2 separate regions of the Homo sapiens genome follow, and region 2 is linked to region 1. Evidence: chromatin loops called from intact Hi-C (ENCODE). Cell type or tissue: body of pancreas. All regions are shown on one strand. Links, peaks and the distances in the headings refer to the core of each region. The heading gives the core; the rest is flanking DNA. Region 1 has its middle 22 kb from the start of REG3G. Region 2 has its middle 12 kb from the start of REG1B.

The links. Hi-C counts contacts between places; a loop is a spot of excess contacts. Peaks named below come from ENCODE experiments on the same cell type or tissue, not always from the same donor. Only the 100,000 strongest peaks of a DNase experiment are listed, where the experiment ranks them.
Region 2: it touches region 1 in a loop (4-fold over the local background); 1 of 110 quality-filtered maps calls a loop at or near these places.

Annotation. Positions count from the first base shown.
Region 1 is chr2:79,043,464-79,051,802 of GRCh38, reverse strand. No RefSeq gene overlaps it. Among named protein-coding and RNA genes, the nearest start is that of REG3G, 22 kb to the right of the region's middle. In body of pancreas, for the core only: no CTCF peak of the experiment used is centred there; no DNase peak of the experiment used is centred there.
Region 2 is chr2:79,095,702-79,104,040 of GRCh38, reverse strand. No RefSeq gene overlaps it. Among named protein-coding and RNA genes, the nearest start is that of REG1B, 12 kb to the right of the region's middle. In body of pancreas, for the core only: no CTCF peak of the experiment used is centred there; a DNase peak (open chromatin) is centred at 4,530; H3K27ac peaks cover 3,992 bases.

The sequences.
Region 1 (8,339 bases), core at 38-8,037:
AATTTCATGTGCATCCGTGTGAAGAGACCACCAAACAGGCTTTGTGTGAGCAATAAAGCTGTTTATTTCACCTGGGTGCAGGTGGGCTGAGTCCGAAAAGAGAGTCAGCAAAGGGAGATAGGGGTGGGGCCATTTTATAGGATTTGGGTAGGTAAAGGAAAAAGGGGGGTTCTCTGGCGGGCAGGACTGGGGGTCACAAGGTACTCAGTGGGAGAGCTTTTGAGCCAAGATGAGCCAGGAAAAGGAATTTCACAAGACAATGTCATCAGTTAAGTCAGGAACAGGCCATTTTCACTTCTTTTGTGGTGGAATGTCATCAGTTAAGGCAGGAACTGGAAATCTGGATGTGAACGTGCAGGTCACAGGGGACATGATGGCTTAGCTTGGGCTCAGAGGCCTGACACTATCTATCTATCTATCTATCTATCTATCTATCTATCTATCTTCTTTCTTTCTTTCTATCTATCTATCTATCTATCTATCTATCTATCTATCTATCTATCTATCTTAGGGTTCTCCGGAGGGGCAGGCCTAATAGGAGACTATATATCTGAAAGGGAGTTTATTAAGGAGAATATTGACTTGCATGTTCACAAGGTAAAGTTGCATAATAAGCTGGAGGAAGAAAGCAAGTAGTGGCTCATTCTGAGTCCAAAAGCCTCAAAAGTAGGGAATCCCACAGTGCAGCCTTCAGTCTGTGGCCAAAGGCCCAAGATCCCCCAGCAAGTCACTGATATATAAGTCCAAGAATCCAAAGGCTGAAGAACCTGGAGTCTGATGTTCAAGGGCAGGAAGCATCCAGCATGGGAGAAAGATGAAAGATAGAAGACTCAGCAAGCCAGCTTATTGCACCTTTTTCCACCTGCTTTATTCTAGCCATGCTGGTAGCCAATTGGATAGTGTCCACCCAAATTGAGAGTTGGATCTTCCTCTTCCAGTCCACTGACTCAAATGTTAATCTCTTCTGGCAACATCCTCTCAGACACACCCAGAAACAATACTTTACCAGCTATCTAGGCTTCCTTCAACCAAGTTGACCCCTAATATTAACCATCATACTATATCTATCTATTATCTATCTATCTATCTATCTATCTATCTATCTATCTATCTATCTATCATCTATCTATCTATCTGTCTATCATCTCTATGTGTGTTTTTATATTATGGGATCGCCAATGCCTTAGTTATATCTTGTATTTTCTCTCACCCAGTGTGAAATCAATCACCTTTCTATACGGCCCTGATTCCTTTTATTGGAAAATTATTTCTAAAAATCAAGATCCTTCTTCTAGGTATGCTCATTGCTCTTGGGACATCCCTGCTTATAGGGGACAGATATAGGAAATAAATTCATGCATACAGACATACCAATTTTTATTTCTATCTCTTTCTCTGGCAATCCAACTGCAATCCAGAATAATGGAGTTCCACCTTTCCTTATTTGTAACTTTTTTCTTCACAGAGAGAAACATGGTTCTCATTATTTACAACATATTTACTTATTGATCCAACACTTCTATACATATAAAGTAGTTTTAAATTGTTATTCTATAGCACTGTGAGAAGCAAATTTACAAACTATGATACAATGTTTACATAAAATTATTTTTTGTCTTTAGTCTTTATAAGTATCTACTCAAAATACTGTTATCCAACTTAAGTCAGCTCATTTTCTCCACCACATACATGTAACCATAGTATGGTTACATGATTCTTTGTAAAAGAGTTAGATTCATTTGTTTTAGTTTGCATTCTATCTCGAGTTCTCTCAATTTTGTTATCTCATAAAAATTTGGATTCTCCTAAATTTGCATTTTTAAATTTTTATAGGTACATAGTAGGTGTATATATTTATGAGGCACTTGAGATGTTTTGATACTGGCAGACAATGTGAAATAATCACATCATGGAGAATGGGGTATCTATCCCCTGAAACCTTTATCCTTTGCGTTACAATCTAATTATACTCTTAATTATTTTAAAATGTACAATTAAATTATTACTGACTATAGTCACCCTGTTGTGTTATCAAATAGTAGGTGTCATTCATTCTTTCTGAGTATTATTTTTGTAGCCATTAACCATCTCCCCACTCCACTACACTTCCCAGCCTCTGATAACCATCCTTCTACTACCTCTATCCATATGTTCAATTGTTTCTGTTTTTAGATCCCAAAAATAAGTGAGAACATACGATGTATGTCTTTCTGTGCATGTTTTGTTCACATAGCATAATGAGGTGGCGCTCCATCCACGTTGTTGCAAATGACAGAATCACATTCATTTTTACGGCTGGATAGTACTCCATTGTGTATATGTACCATATTTTCTTTATTATTTTGTTGATGGACACTTAGGTTGCTTCCAAATTTTGGCTATTGTGAATAGTGCTGAAACAAACTTGGGAGTACAGATATCTCTTCAATATATTGATTTCCTTTCTTTTGGGTATATGCCCAGCAGTGGGATATCTATTCATATATTTTGCTCACTTTTTGGATCAGATCATTACTTTTTTTTCTATAGAGTTGTTTGAGTTCCTTATATATTCTGGTTATTAATCTCTTGTCAGATGGGTAGTTTGCAAATATTTCTTTCCATTCTGTAGATTGTCTCTTCACTTTGTAGATTGTTTCCTTTGCTGTGCAGAAGCTTTTTAACTCGATGTGATCCCATTTGCTCATTTTTCTTTTGGTTGTCTGTGCTTCTGAAATATTACCCAACAAATTTTTGCCCAGCCTCTAATCCCAGCACTTTGAGAGGCCAAGGTGGGCTGATCACTTAAGGTCAGGAGTTCGTGACCAGCCTGGCCACCATGGTGAAACCCTATCTTTACTAAAAATACAAAAATTAATCAGGCGTGGTGGCATGCTCCTGTAGTCCCAGCTACTCAGGAGGCTAAGGCAGTGAAATGGCTTGAACCTGGGAGGCAGAAGTTGCAGTGAGCTGAGATTGAGCCACTGCACTCTAGCCTTGGAGACAGAGTGAGACTCTGTGTCAAAAAAAAAAAAAAAAAAAGGAAAACCAGAAATTTTTGCCCAGATCAATATCCTGGAGATTTTCTCCAATGGTTTCTTGTTCTTGTAGTAGTTTTGTGGTTTGAGGTCTTATATTTAAGTCTTTAATGCATTTTTATTTGATTTTTATATATGGTGAGAGATAGGCATCTAGTTTCATTCTTCTGCACAAGGATATCTCAGTTTGCTCAGCACCATTTATTGAAGAGAGTATCTTTCCCCTGACATATGTTCTTAACACCTTTGTCAAAAAGGATTTCAGGGCAGATGTGTATATTTCTTTCTGGGTTCTCTATTCTGTTCCATTGGTTGATGTCTGTTTTTATGCCAGTGTCATGCTGTGTTGATTACTGCAACTCTGTAATATAGTTTGAAGTCAGGTAATGTGATTCCTCCAATTTTGTTCTTTTTGCTTAGAATAGCATTGGCTATTCTGATTCTTTTTTTGTGATTCCATATAAGCTTTAGCATTGGTTTATTTTCTGTTTCTATGAAGAATGTCGTTAGTATTTTGATATTGATAGGGATTGCATTGAAACTGAAGATCACTTTGGGTAGTATGAGCATTTTAACAATATTGAGTCTTCTAATCCATGAACATATAATTTTTTTATATTTTTGATTACCTCTTCAATTTCATTCATCAATGTTTTATAGTTTTTTTTATAGAAATCTTTCATTTCCTTGGCTAATTCCTAGGTATTTAATATTATTTGTGGCTATTGTAAATGGGATTAAATTCTAGATTTCTTTTTCATATTGTTTGTTATTGACATATAGAAATGCTGCTAACTTTTGTGTGTTGTTTTTGTATTTTGCAACTTTACTGAATTTGTTTGTCAGTACTAATAGTTTTTTTAATGGAATCTTTAGGTTTTTCCATAATGGATTTTTTTGTGGATTCTTTAGGTTTTTCAAAATATATTATCATATCATCTGCAAACCAGGATAATTTGACTTCTTGAATTTCAAATTGGATGCACTTTAGTGTTTTTGCTTGTCTGGCTGCTCTAGCTAGGACTTCCAGTACTGTGTTGAACAACAGTACTGACTGCTATTCACAGTGGATCTTTGCCGTGTTCCAGATCTTAGAGGAAAGGCTTTCAGTTTTTCCCTGTTTAGTATGACACTAGCTGTGGATCTGTCATAATGGCTTTTGTTATTTTGAGGTATGTTCCTTCTATCCCTAGTGGTTTGAGTCTTTTTATCATAAAAGAATGTTGAATTTTATCAAAAGCTTTTTCAGCATCAATTGAAATAATTCTATGGTTTTTATCCTTCATTCGGTTGATATGAAGTATCACATTGATTGATTTGCATATGTTAAACCATTCTTGGATCTAGGAATAAATCCTACTTGGTCATAATAAGTAATCTTTTAAATCCAATGTGAATTTGACTTGGCGGTATTTTGTTGAGAATTTTTGCATCAATATTCTTCAGAGATATTGCCTTGGGGTTTTTTGTTTGTTTGTTTTTTGATGTGTCTTTGTCTGGTTTTAGTATCAGGGCAATTTTCTTTATATATCTGGGTGCCCCAGTGTTGGGTGGATATATATTTAAAATTGCTATATTCTCTTGTTGAATTGACTTATCATTATACAGTGGCATTCTTTGTCTCTTCCCATAGTTTTTGTCTTGAAATCTATTTGGTCTGATGCAAGTATAGCTACTCTTGCTCTTTTTAGGTTTCCATCAATATGGAATATCTTTTTTCCATGCCTTTAATGCCTTTATTTTCAATCTATGTGTGTCTTTATAGGTGAAGTGTGTTTTTTAGACAACAGATCAATGGGCCTTTTTATTTTATCCATTTCATCACTCTATGTCTTTTGATTGTAGAATTAAGTCTATTTATATCCAATGTTATTATTGATAAGTAAGGACTCACTCTTCATTTTGTTATCTGTTTTCTGGTTATTTTGTGGTCTTCTCTTCCTCCTTTATTTCCTTCCTGTCTTCTTTTTAGTGAAGGTGATTTTCTCTGGTGATGCAATTTCATTTCTTTCTTTTTTTGTGTGTGTGTATCCATCGTATGTTTTTTGGTTTGAAGTTAACATGAGCCTTGCAAATACTATCTTATAATCCATTATTTTAAGCTAATAACAACTTAACACTGTTTGCATAAACAAAGAAACAAAAAGAAAATTAATAAAGACTCTATGCCTTACCTTTGTCCCCCCACCCCTTTTTAACATTTTGTTTCTATTTTTACCTTATTGTACTTTCTGTGTCTTGAAAAGTTGTTGTAGCTATTATTTTTAATTGGTTCATCATTTAATCTTTCTACAAAGAATAAGAGTAGTTTACACACCACAGTTATGGTATTATAATACTCTGTGTTTTTCTGTGTGCTTACTATTATCAGTGGGTTTTGCACCTTCAGGTGATTACTTATTGCTCATCAACATCCTTCTCTTTCTGATTAAAATACTCCCTCTAACATTTCTTGCAGAAAAGGTCTAGTGTTGATGAAATCCCTCAGCTTTTGTTAACTGGTTAAATATTTCTCCTTCATTTTTGAAGAATATTTTAAACGGATATACTATTCTAGGATAAAAGTTTTCCTGTTTTTTTTTTCCTTCAACACTTTAAATATGCCATGCCACTCTCTGTTGGCATGTAATGTTTCCACTGTAAAGTTTCCTGGATTGTCTTGATACCTGTAGATGTTCTTCTGTGTCCAAGCATTGAAGAGATAGGTATTTATTATAGCCTTGGAAGTCTGGGCTTATTTTTACCTGTTCTTCTTAGGAAAGGTTTCCAGTTATTCAAAAGGAGTTGGATGTTGTAATCTAAGCCGTATCTGCTTTAGGAGGCACCCAAGCCCAGTAATACTGTGGTTCTTGCATACTCATAGAGGTACTGCCTTGATGTTCTTGGACAGGATCTGGAAGAATTCTCTGTATTACCAGGTAGCAGCTCTTGTTCTTTTTCCTTACTTTCGCCCAAGCAAACAGAGTCTCTCTCTTTCTGAGTCACGTGAAACTGAGGGTGGAGTGACACAAGCACCCCTGTAGCCACTACCACTATGATTGTGCTGGGTCAGACCTGAAGCCAGCACAACATTGGGTCTCACGCAAGACCTGCTGTGATCACTGCCTATGTTCACTCAAGGCTCTGGGGCTCTACAATAAGCAGGTGGCAAAACCAGCCAGGACTGTGTCCTTCACTTCAGGATGGTGAGCTCCCCCAGATCCCAGGCAGGTCCAGATATGCTTTCCAGTAACCAGGGACTAGAGTTAGAAACCTTAGAAGTCTACCTAGTGTTTTACTGTACTGTGCCTGAGCTGGCACTTAAACCAGAAGATGCTGTCCTTCTCACCATTTCCTCCCATTTCCAAAAACAGAGGAGCCTTACCCCATGGCCACCACCACCACTGGCCCATAGGAGTGTTCTACCTGATATTCTCTTAAGGCCCAAGGGCTCTTAAGTCAACTTGTGGTGAATTCTGTCTGGCCTAGGAATCTGTCTTCAGAGCAGTGCACTCCCCTCTGGCCCAGGGGGGTCAAGAAATGCAATCCAAGAGCCAAGTTCTGGAATCAGGGATCCCAAGAATCTGCTTGGTGTGCTACTGCTTTGTGGCCAAGCTTGTACATATGGTGCAAGACGAAGTCCCTTTTACTTTTCCCTCTGCTTTTCTCAAGCAGAAGGAGTCTTGTCATGTAGCTGCTGCAGCTGATTATGTGCTGAGTCTCACCTGAAGCCAGCAAGTCTCAGAGGCTCACCCAAGGCCCTGGATGTAGTACCTGGTTATCACTACTGTTTATTCAGGGCCCAAGGGCTGTTCAGTTAGCAGATGATGAATTCTGCCTGGACTGAGTAATTCCCTTCAAGGCAGCAGGTTCCCTTTTGACCCAGGGTGTGTCTAGAAATGTCCTCCTTGAACTAGGGCCTGGAAAGGGGGCCTCATGACTCTGACCCATTCTCTATCCTGCTGTGGCTGAGCTGGTATCCAAGATGCAAGACCAAGTCCTCCCCACTCTTCCCTCTCTTCTCCTCAAGCAGAAGGAAGGGGTCTCTTTGGACCTGCAAGTTCTGCAGCCTGGGGTTAGGGGAGGACCGATGCCAGTACTCTCTTAGCCATCCTTGCTGTTGTTTCAGTAGGTCATGTGCTCCCCAGTCCATTGTCTCTGGGGTTAGTTTAGCATTGGGACTGTCTTAGGAGTTGCAGTCCTTGTGGCCTAGACTGTCTTTTGCGTTTATTTAGAGCCCAAGAGCACTTCCGCCCTCGGTGATGAGGTTTATGGGAACTCAAGTTCCCTCCTGTGGGATCTGTGATTCCCCTCTGGCTAGGACTGGTTTAAATGCTCCCTCCATGGGTGAGCATCAGCAGAGTTTGGTCTGGTTTTCCTTTCTGCTGTAACACATCAGCACTGAGTCCAATGTCTCAATTGCTGTGCTGCCTTCCCCAGTGCACAGAAATGCTCTCTGCACCCCACCACTGCTGTTGGGGTGGGGGATGGGGGAAGCTTGGGAAGTTTGGTGTTGGTAATTCAAGACTTTTTTCTACCTCTTCAGTGCCTCTTTTAACAATATAAAGTTAAAACCAGATACTGTGAGTACTCAGTTAGTTTTTGGTTCTTATGAAGGTGATTTTTTCATGTAGATAGTTATTAAATTGGTGTCCTTGCAGGGAGGACAATCAGTGGAACCTTCTATTCCACCATCTCGCTTTGCCACTTCTCTCCTAAATTTGATTTATAGATTCAATGTTATCCTTTTAAAAATCCCAGTAAACTTTTGATTTGAAAATTTATATCAAAATCAAATGAGCTGAAATAGCCAAAACAATTTTGGAAAACAAGAACAAAGTAACAAATTTGGCAAAACATATTACCCAATTTCAAAGCTTCTTATAAAGCTACTGTAAGTAAGGCAGTATGGTACTGATGAAAGGATAGACATGTAGCTCAATGAACAGAACAAACAAGGCTAGTCACAGACCTACAAAATAGAGTCAATTGATTTTGTTTTTCTTTTGAGACAGTGTCTGGCTCTGTCACCAAGGCTGGAGTGTGGTGGTATGATCTTAGCTCACTGCAACCTCTGCCTCCTGGGCTCAAACCATCATCCCACCTCAGCCTTCTTATTAGCTGGGACAACAGGTGCACACCGCCATGCCTGACATTTTTTTGTATTTTTGGTAGAGATAGGTTTTCACCATGTTGCCCTGGCTGGTCTGGAACTCCTGGGCTCAAGCAATCTTCCTGCCTCGGCCTTCCAAAGTGCTGGGATTACAGGCATGTGCCACCATACTTGGGCGAGTCAACTGATTTTTGACAAAGGTGTCAAAGGCAATGAATAGTCTCCTCAAG
Region 2 (8,339 bases), core at 92-8,091, 52 kb before region 1:
ACAGCATGTGACAAAAATTAATGTTTAAAAATCAGAGGTTTCTTGTGAAGCAGAATAGGCTAACTTATAAGTAGGTTTCCTTACACCTGCAGAACACAGCAGACCATGGAATGTCCTTGCTGCATTTGTTATTTGTTCAGCTCCTTTCTTTTCCAGTCTAAAGTTTGCAGACAGGCTATTATTTACATGCCTGCCAAGGATTTAAACAAGTGGGAGATTATCTCTCTCTCATATGTCTAAAATCTCAATTCCAAAGGTGGAAAGCAGAGAATACCTCTTGGAAAATGGCAAACAGCACCTAGAATCAGCCATAGCCTTGGAATTTTCTTGGCGTTATTGGAGGCTTATCAGAAAGTTTCCCCACTTAAGGACATATTAACACTAGATTTCCAGGAGACTGCTTTCCATATACAAGAAGACTGCTGGAGGGAATATGATGGGAAAGACCTGAAATGAGCTTCTTGGAATCTTGTAAAACTATGTCACAGGAAGGGCCTTGTTTTCTGGAGGACAATGAGATAAACCTTGAACAGATAGGAAATACAGTTTATATGCAAAAGGCATCACTTTGGAACAAAGTAGCTGCCAGGTAAAGGTATCAGTTTTATTAGCTTGCACGCGGAATTTGGCCAGTCACATGTGCAAGCAATAAAGTTAATAACATCTCAATGTGTTTCCAGATACTGGTAGCAATAAAGATTTTTATGGGAATACTGTGTCAATTGTTGATACAGTATTGAACTGAATCTCTCTCTGTTTTATATCATGCCAGTTACAGTGTATTTCATTATGTATTTTAAAGTATTAGATCTTTTATATCTGGAATGTTTTTGCTTGCTTTAAGTCTTCTTGAAGTAAATAAGAACTCTCATATTTAAAAAAATTATGCCACAAAGAATTTTTTTAATTTTAAACTATTAATTACTTGTTCATTTTTTTTGCAAGATACACTTATTATGGTACCAAGTATACTGGACTCCTACCTACTGTATCTTTTATGAAGTCTGAAGAATATGATTGACTTTCTTATTTATAAGAAAAAAGATATCTTAACCTGGCTATAAGCTTGTAAGATAGCATAAATATTTTTACTAAATGCAGAAATAAGTTGGATTAACATAACAAACACCTATGAACCTGCCAAGTAGAATAAATAATGTCAACGTTTGTCATCTTTGTTTAATATTATTAGTTTTATTTAAAAAGTTATAAATTCTCCAGGCAAATACTGTGATAGATTTTTCTTTTTATTCTGTGTATATGCAACAATGTAGCAAAAATTATCTCATCAATATCTGACAACTTGATCTTGGACTTCCCCGTCTCAAAAAATTAGAAAAATAAATTTGTGCTCATTAAAAATTACCCAATCTCAGTTATTTCATTCTGTTATAGCACACAAAATGAACTAAAACTAGAAGAATGCCAACCTGGTATCTATCACCTCTTCCTCACTAATGACATAAGCAAGAATTTACATGATGTGTCAATGTATCACAATAAAGAACATTTTATTACTATTATTATTATTACATACATTTTTTTTTTGAGACGGAGTCTCACTCTGTCGCCCCGGCTGGAGTGTAGGGGTGCTATCTCAGCTCACTGCAAGCTCCGCCTCCTGGGTTCAGGCCATTCTCCTGCCTCAGCCTCCCGAGTAGATGGGACTACAGGTGCCCACCACCACAACCGGCTAATTTTTTGTATTTTTAGTAGAGACGGGGTCTCACCATGTTAACCAGGATGGTCTCGATCTCCTGACCTCGTGATCTGCCCGCCTCTGCCTCCCAAAGTGCTGGGATTACAGGCATAAGCCACCGTGCCTGGCCAACATTCTCCTTTTTAAATACAGAAGGCACAAAACTAGCAGAATATAAATTGCTGTAACATATGAGGCTGAGGAATAGAAGTGGAATTTGGAAACCCAAACTGGATTTTCTCTCAAGTGAAAGGATCCTTTCCTCAGAGGATCAACGACATGTCTCCAAGGCAAGGTAAATTCACAAATCTAAATTAAACCGATAACGTATTTCTGGCTATGAAATGACAAAAAGTGTAAGACAGATAACCATATAACCTTTAAACAAATGTCATTATGCCAATTGAGGAGATGAATATTAACCAGGTTTCAGAAGAATGAAGATAGTAAGAAAATCAAGGAAAAATTATCAAGTTTATCTTCTCTAAACTCATGTCGACATTTAATTGAACATTGTAATCATTTTTACATGGACCTTTAAGAAGTGATTGAGCCATGAAGGCTCTGTTCTCATAGGTGAAGTTAATACCATTATAAAATGGCTAGTTTCATTCCCTTTTGCTTCTTTGCCCTTCAGCCTTTTGCCATGTCATGAAACAGCAGGAAGGCCCTTGAAAGATTCCAGCTTCTTGATAATGAACTTTTAAGTCTCTGGAACTGTCAGAAAATAAATTTCTGTTTATTATAAATTATCCAGTCTCAAGTGTTTTCTTCTAGTTGTAGAAAATGGACTAAGATAGAAATTTGTACCAGAAGTGGGGTTGTTACTATAAAAAACACCTAAAAATGTGTGTCAGATTTGGAACTGAGTAATGGGCAGAGGGCAGAAGAGTTTAGAGGATCAGGCTAGAAAAAAGCCTAGATTGCTATTAACAGAGTGTTAAGGGCTATGCTGGTGAGGGCTCAAGAAGAGGAGAGCTATAGGCTAAACCTAAATCAGCAGTGAGATTACTTAAGTGGTTTTCAAGTGAATAATAGCAATATGAATGGTAGAGGTAATTCTGATGAGATCCCAGATGGAATTGTAGAACATGGTATTGCACAATGACCCGAGGGTTATCCTTTTTACCAAGAGGCAACAAACATGGCTGAATTGTCTTTGTGTCCCAACATTTTACGAAAGGCAGAATTTAAGAACCACAAGTTAGGATATCTGGTGGAAGAAATATCTAAGTAGCAAATTGTTAAGGATGCTGCATGACTTTTTTAAACTGTCAATAGTAAAACTTGAGAAAAGGGGAAAAAATTAAATATGAAATGTACATTGAAAAGGAAGTAGAAAGTAAAGATTTGGAAAATTCTTAGTCTGGCTGTGTTTTAAATAAAGAAAAGGCATATTCAAAAAAGAAAAACCTAGGGTGTGGCCAAATTTTGATAAGGAGATTAGCTCCCATCACAAACCCAGACAGAATGCCAATGCCTGGAGAACAGAATTAGATCAAAAGAGGACTCTTGAGAGCCCTTGGGACCTTGTTACTCACTACTCAGGGCTTCCTCAAATCTCTGATTCCTGCATTCCTAAGCAGCTCTTTTAAGCCATCTCAGAAATGGCTTAACGAAGCCCAGATGTGGTGCTGGCCATCACTCCAGAAGGCACAGGGCACAAGTTTTGATGGTGTCCATAGCATGTTAATTCTCCAGGATTGCTGACTGTAGGAGCTAGATTTCAAAAAATGTGTCAGGGAGCCTCAGGGCTCAAAGAGAGAACTGACACAGGTGCAAGGCCACCACAGAGATTACCCACTAGGACAATTCCTAATGAAACATTAGTTGGGGGGTTGCTAGGCAAATAGCTAAACATAAGCAGGAGGGAAGAACTCATGACAAAAGGGAGGTTTGAAAAATTTTACACCCCAGAGAATACCTAAAACAGGCATGCTAAATATAAGCCAAAAAGAGGAAATAAACTCTCTGTTCTCTATTTTCCTTCAATACATTCTCTTTTTTGGTTAAATCAATCGCTTGGCAGAATTCTTCCTCCAGTTAAAACTAATCAAAAATTCCTGCACTTCCCAGTAACAGTTGGAAGCCCCAGCTGCAGCGAACTTTGGGGATAATATTCCAGCCTGTGAGAGCTGCTGCATTGGTTGCTCCCAGAAAAGCCATGGAGGCCTAACCCCTGCCCCAGTCTGTGCTGATAGTGGGACTTGAAGTCAAAACAAAAAATTCTCAAATGTCGGGATTTAATGTTGTTGTTGTTGTTTTTTTTTTTTTGGTGGGGGTTTGGACTTAGTGGGAGCCTGTTAATTCTTTTTATTTTCTGTTGCTCTTTTGTTATGGAATTGTCTATCCTATGCCTGTCCCACCATATATTTTAGAAACATATAATTTGTTTGATTTCACAGCTGGAGGGGAATTTTCCTCAGAATGAATCATAACCTGAGTCTTACATATATCCAATTTTGATGATATTTAGATGAAAATCTAGACCACAGACTTTTAAGATTATGCTAGAATGAGTTAAGACCAGGAGCTATTGGGTTAAAATGAAAGTACTTTATATGTGAGAAGTACATAAGTTTTGGGGGTGACAGAGGCAGAATGCTGTAATTTGAATGTTTGTCCCTTCAAAAATTCATGTTGAAATTTAAGTCCCACTGTAACAGTGTTAAGAGATGTCACCTTTAAGTGGCAATTAGGCCATGAGTGTAAGATTCTCTCTGGGGCCTGAAAGCTTAAGGAGATAAATAATTCTTCCCTTCTCAGGCCCAGTCCCAAGGTGCAAGGCTACTTGTGCCAGCAGCGTGTGCCAGCAGGATAGCAGAAGCAGGAAGTGAGCCAGCTGGAAGACATGTACCCCTTAAGATCGAGAAACAGGCCATCTGGGTCCAACGTAGCAGTTACGTCAGACTAGGACACTTCCTGTTTACAGGAGGCTATAAAACCTTTGCCCCTTCCTCACTTGGGGCTGACGCCATTTTAGGCCTCAGCCATCCTGCACCCAGGTGCTCATTAAAACAGCATGTTGCTCCACACTGCCTCCTGTTAGCTGTTGGTGCGCTCTCGGGGTTTGAAGTGATATAAAAACCTTATATCTGGTGCTGAAACCCAGGAGGGGCTCAGGTCTGCATCCTCCATGGACCTACCCCTCCACCCCAGAAAGCAGGCCACAGCAGCTGGACAAAGGAAGCTCCTTGGTCTCCAGTCACTTCTCTATGCATGCACATCAGTCGCTGATCTTGCCTACTGCTGAGTTTCCTTGGGAGCCCCGTTAACAGGGAAAAATCTGCACAGCCTGTTTTTGTTTCTCTGGTCCAAAAATCCAACATTGGTCCAAGAAGGCTCCAGCACGTGTCAGGCACTCGCTGATCATCTGGTCTTAAGTGGATGCCTCTTAGCCATTTGATCCTGTTTCGGGAACAAAAAAGGCAGCGGTGACAATTGCTCCTTTTATCATCTCCCTCTGGCTGTCCAGGACGGTCTCCTTTTTCCCTGTTCTCCCCAGCCTACCCTCCTTTATGGAAAACTCCCCATCCTCCATTCCAAAAAACAGCCCTCTAGGCTGCCTCATAAAAAACCTGCAAACCTTAGGCCTCAGGCAAGATATCCGCCCTAAGCGCGTTGTCTTTCTTTTTGCAATACAGCCTGGCCACAGTACAAATTAAATAACGGATCCAAATGGCCCGCAAATAGAACATTTGACTTTACAGTTTTAACTGACTTGAGCAATTATTGCCGACGACTGGAAAAATGGGGAAAAATTCCTTATGTCCAGGCCTTTGTGCACTCAGATCACTACCCGACCTCTGCAATCCTTGCTTACCTGTTCAAATCCTTCCCCTCCATTCTTGCCGCCCTGATCACCTTTCTCCCCCGACCCTCTCTCTTTTTCCTCATTCTATCCAGCTGACTGCTGTTCACCCCTCCCAGCCAGTACCTCTTCCTCTCAACTGTCTTCTTTAACCCTCCAAACCTCCTTGTTGTCTTCTCAGCCACCATCTTCCCAGCTGGCATCACCTCCAAAAGTACCCACTTCTTTTCCTACAACATCCTCTCCTCAAGACAACTCTAGCACTGTCTGTACTAATTCTCCTTCTTCACTCCGCTCTCCTGAAGCCTGTAAAACCATCCCACCACATTATGCCCCTATCTATCGTCCACTGCCTGTCAACTCAACCCCCCTTCCCCTTCAAACCCTGAGCAGGAACCACTTCTGGCTTCTTTCTTCTCTCCCACCCATATTTGTTCAGGCACCATCTTTGGCCCATACCCTACCCTTACTTCGGCGCCTGCGCTAGAATGCCCCCTTTGGGAAGTGGCAGGAACTGAAGGTATTGTTAGAGTTCATGTTCCCTTTTCCCTCACTAATGTCTCTCAAATTAACAAAAGACTCGGTTCATTTCCAGAAGACACTACCTTTTATATTAGAGAGTTTCAGTACCTTACCAAGTCTTATAAACTAACCTGGCATGACCTCTACTTTATCCTCTCTTCCACCCTCACCCCAGAAGACCAGGACCGGACCGTATCTGGACCCTAGCTCAGGCACATGCTAATACAATTCATCACCAAGCTCCTGCCCTGTCTACTGGCACAGAGGCAGTCCCCAGCCAGGACCCCCACTGGGATTATTAAGATGGGGCCTCTGGATGGCGCCATCAAGACCACATAATTATGTGTCTCCTTGCAGGACTCAAAAGGGGTGCCCATAAAGTGGTAAACTATGAAAAACTTTCAGAAATCACCCAAGGTCCTGACAAAAACCCAGCCCTTTTTCTCTCTTGTTTAACTGAAGCCATGAGAAAATATACCAACATAAACCCAGCCAGCCCAGAAGAAACCACTATTTTAAACCTTCAGATCATTTCCCAATCCACCCGTGATATTAGGCACAAGCTTCAGAAGCTTGACGATGGCCCTCAAACCCCACGACAAGACCTTATTAATTTAGCCTTCAAAGTCTTTAACAGTTGTGATGAGGAAAGTAAAAGGCAAAAACAGGCAGAGTCTCAAATGCTTGCCTCTGCCATCAGGGGCCCTGCAGGCCCCCAGGGCCGCAGCTCCACACGGAAGCCTCCAAGCAATCCACCTCCACCTGGCACATGTTTCAAGTGCAGCAATAAAGGCCACTGGTCCAGAAAATGCCCAAATCCAGGTAGGCCCACCAGACCATGCCTCCTCTGCAGAGGACTCCACTGGAAGTTGGACTGTGAGTGGCCCCTGCAAGGACCACCCCCATCCCTTCCTGAGCCGGCCAAAACCTCCTACTCAGATCTCATTGGTCTTGCCGCTGAAGACTGACGGTGCCCTGGAACGGATGCCCCAGCAACTACCATTGCTTCATCAGAGCCAAGGGTAACCCTGATGGTGGCAGGTAGGCCAGTATGTTTTTTTAAATTAATATTGGGGCAACCTACTCTGCTTTACCTAATTTTTCAGGACCCACCCAGTCCTCCCAAATCTCTGTTGTGGGAATTGATGGACAAATCTCCAAACCCTGAGCCACCTGCCACTTTTCTACTCCCTGCACACTTTTTCCTTCACTCACTCTTTGTTAGTCTTGCCTTCATGCCCAACTCTGCTCCCAGGCAGACATATCCTTTCTTTTTCTTGCTTTTTTTTTTTTTTTTTTAAGACGGAGTCTCACTCTGTCACCCAGGCTGGAGTGCAGTGGTGCGATCTCCGCTCACTGCAAGCTCTGCCTCCCAGGTTCATGCCATTCTCCTGCCTCAGCCTCCCGAGTAGCTGGGACTACAGGCGCCCACCACCATGCCCAGCTAATTTTTTGTAATTTTAGTAGAGACAGGGTTTCACCATGTTAGCCAGGATGGTCTCGATCTCCTGACCTCGTGATCCTCCCGCCTCGGCCTCCCAAAGTGCTGGGATTACTGGTGTGAGCCACCGTGCCCAGCCGAAACGTCCTTTCAAAACTCCACACTACTCTCCACTTCCACGTTCCCCATAGTACCCAACACATCCACCCAGACCCCTCCAGTACTTCTAGTTTTCTTCTACTCCTTCAACCTCCCACCCTAAAACACACAACCTTTCCTTATCCCCCATCCGTAGTTAATCCTGCTGTTTAGGATACTTGCTCACCCTCAGTTGCAGAACACCACACCCCTGTCCACATTACTCTTAAAGAGCCCACCCAGTTCCTATCACAGAAGGAGTATCCCATCCCCCAAGCAGCTCTCATGAGCCTAAAGCCTATCATTTCTTGCCTTCTTGCCAGTCACCTACTCCGCCCAACAAACTCCCCTTTTAACACACCAATTCTACCTGTCAAAAAGCTAGCTGGAACTTATCGCTTAGTCCAGGACCTCAGGCTCATTAACCAAGCTGTACTTCCAGTATGTTCAGTAGTTCCTAATCCATACACTTTCCACAATTCCCTCCAATACCACCCATTTTTCTGTTCTAAACCTAAAGGATGCTTTTCTTCACAATTCCTTTGCACGCTAATTCCCAAAACCTCTTTGCCTTTATGTGGGAAAACCCCGACACCCACATTTCACCTCTGCTCACCTGGTGCGTACTACCTCGAGGTTTCAGAGACAGCCCCCACCTTCTTAGACAGGCCCTTGCTTGCGACCTTTGTACCTTATCCCTAAAATTGTCCACTCTCCTTCGATGTGTT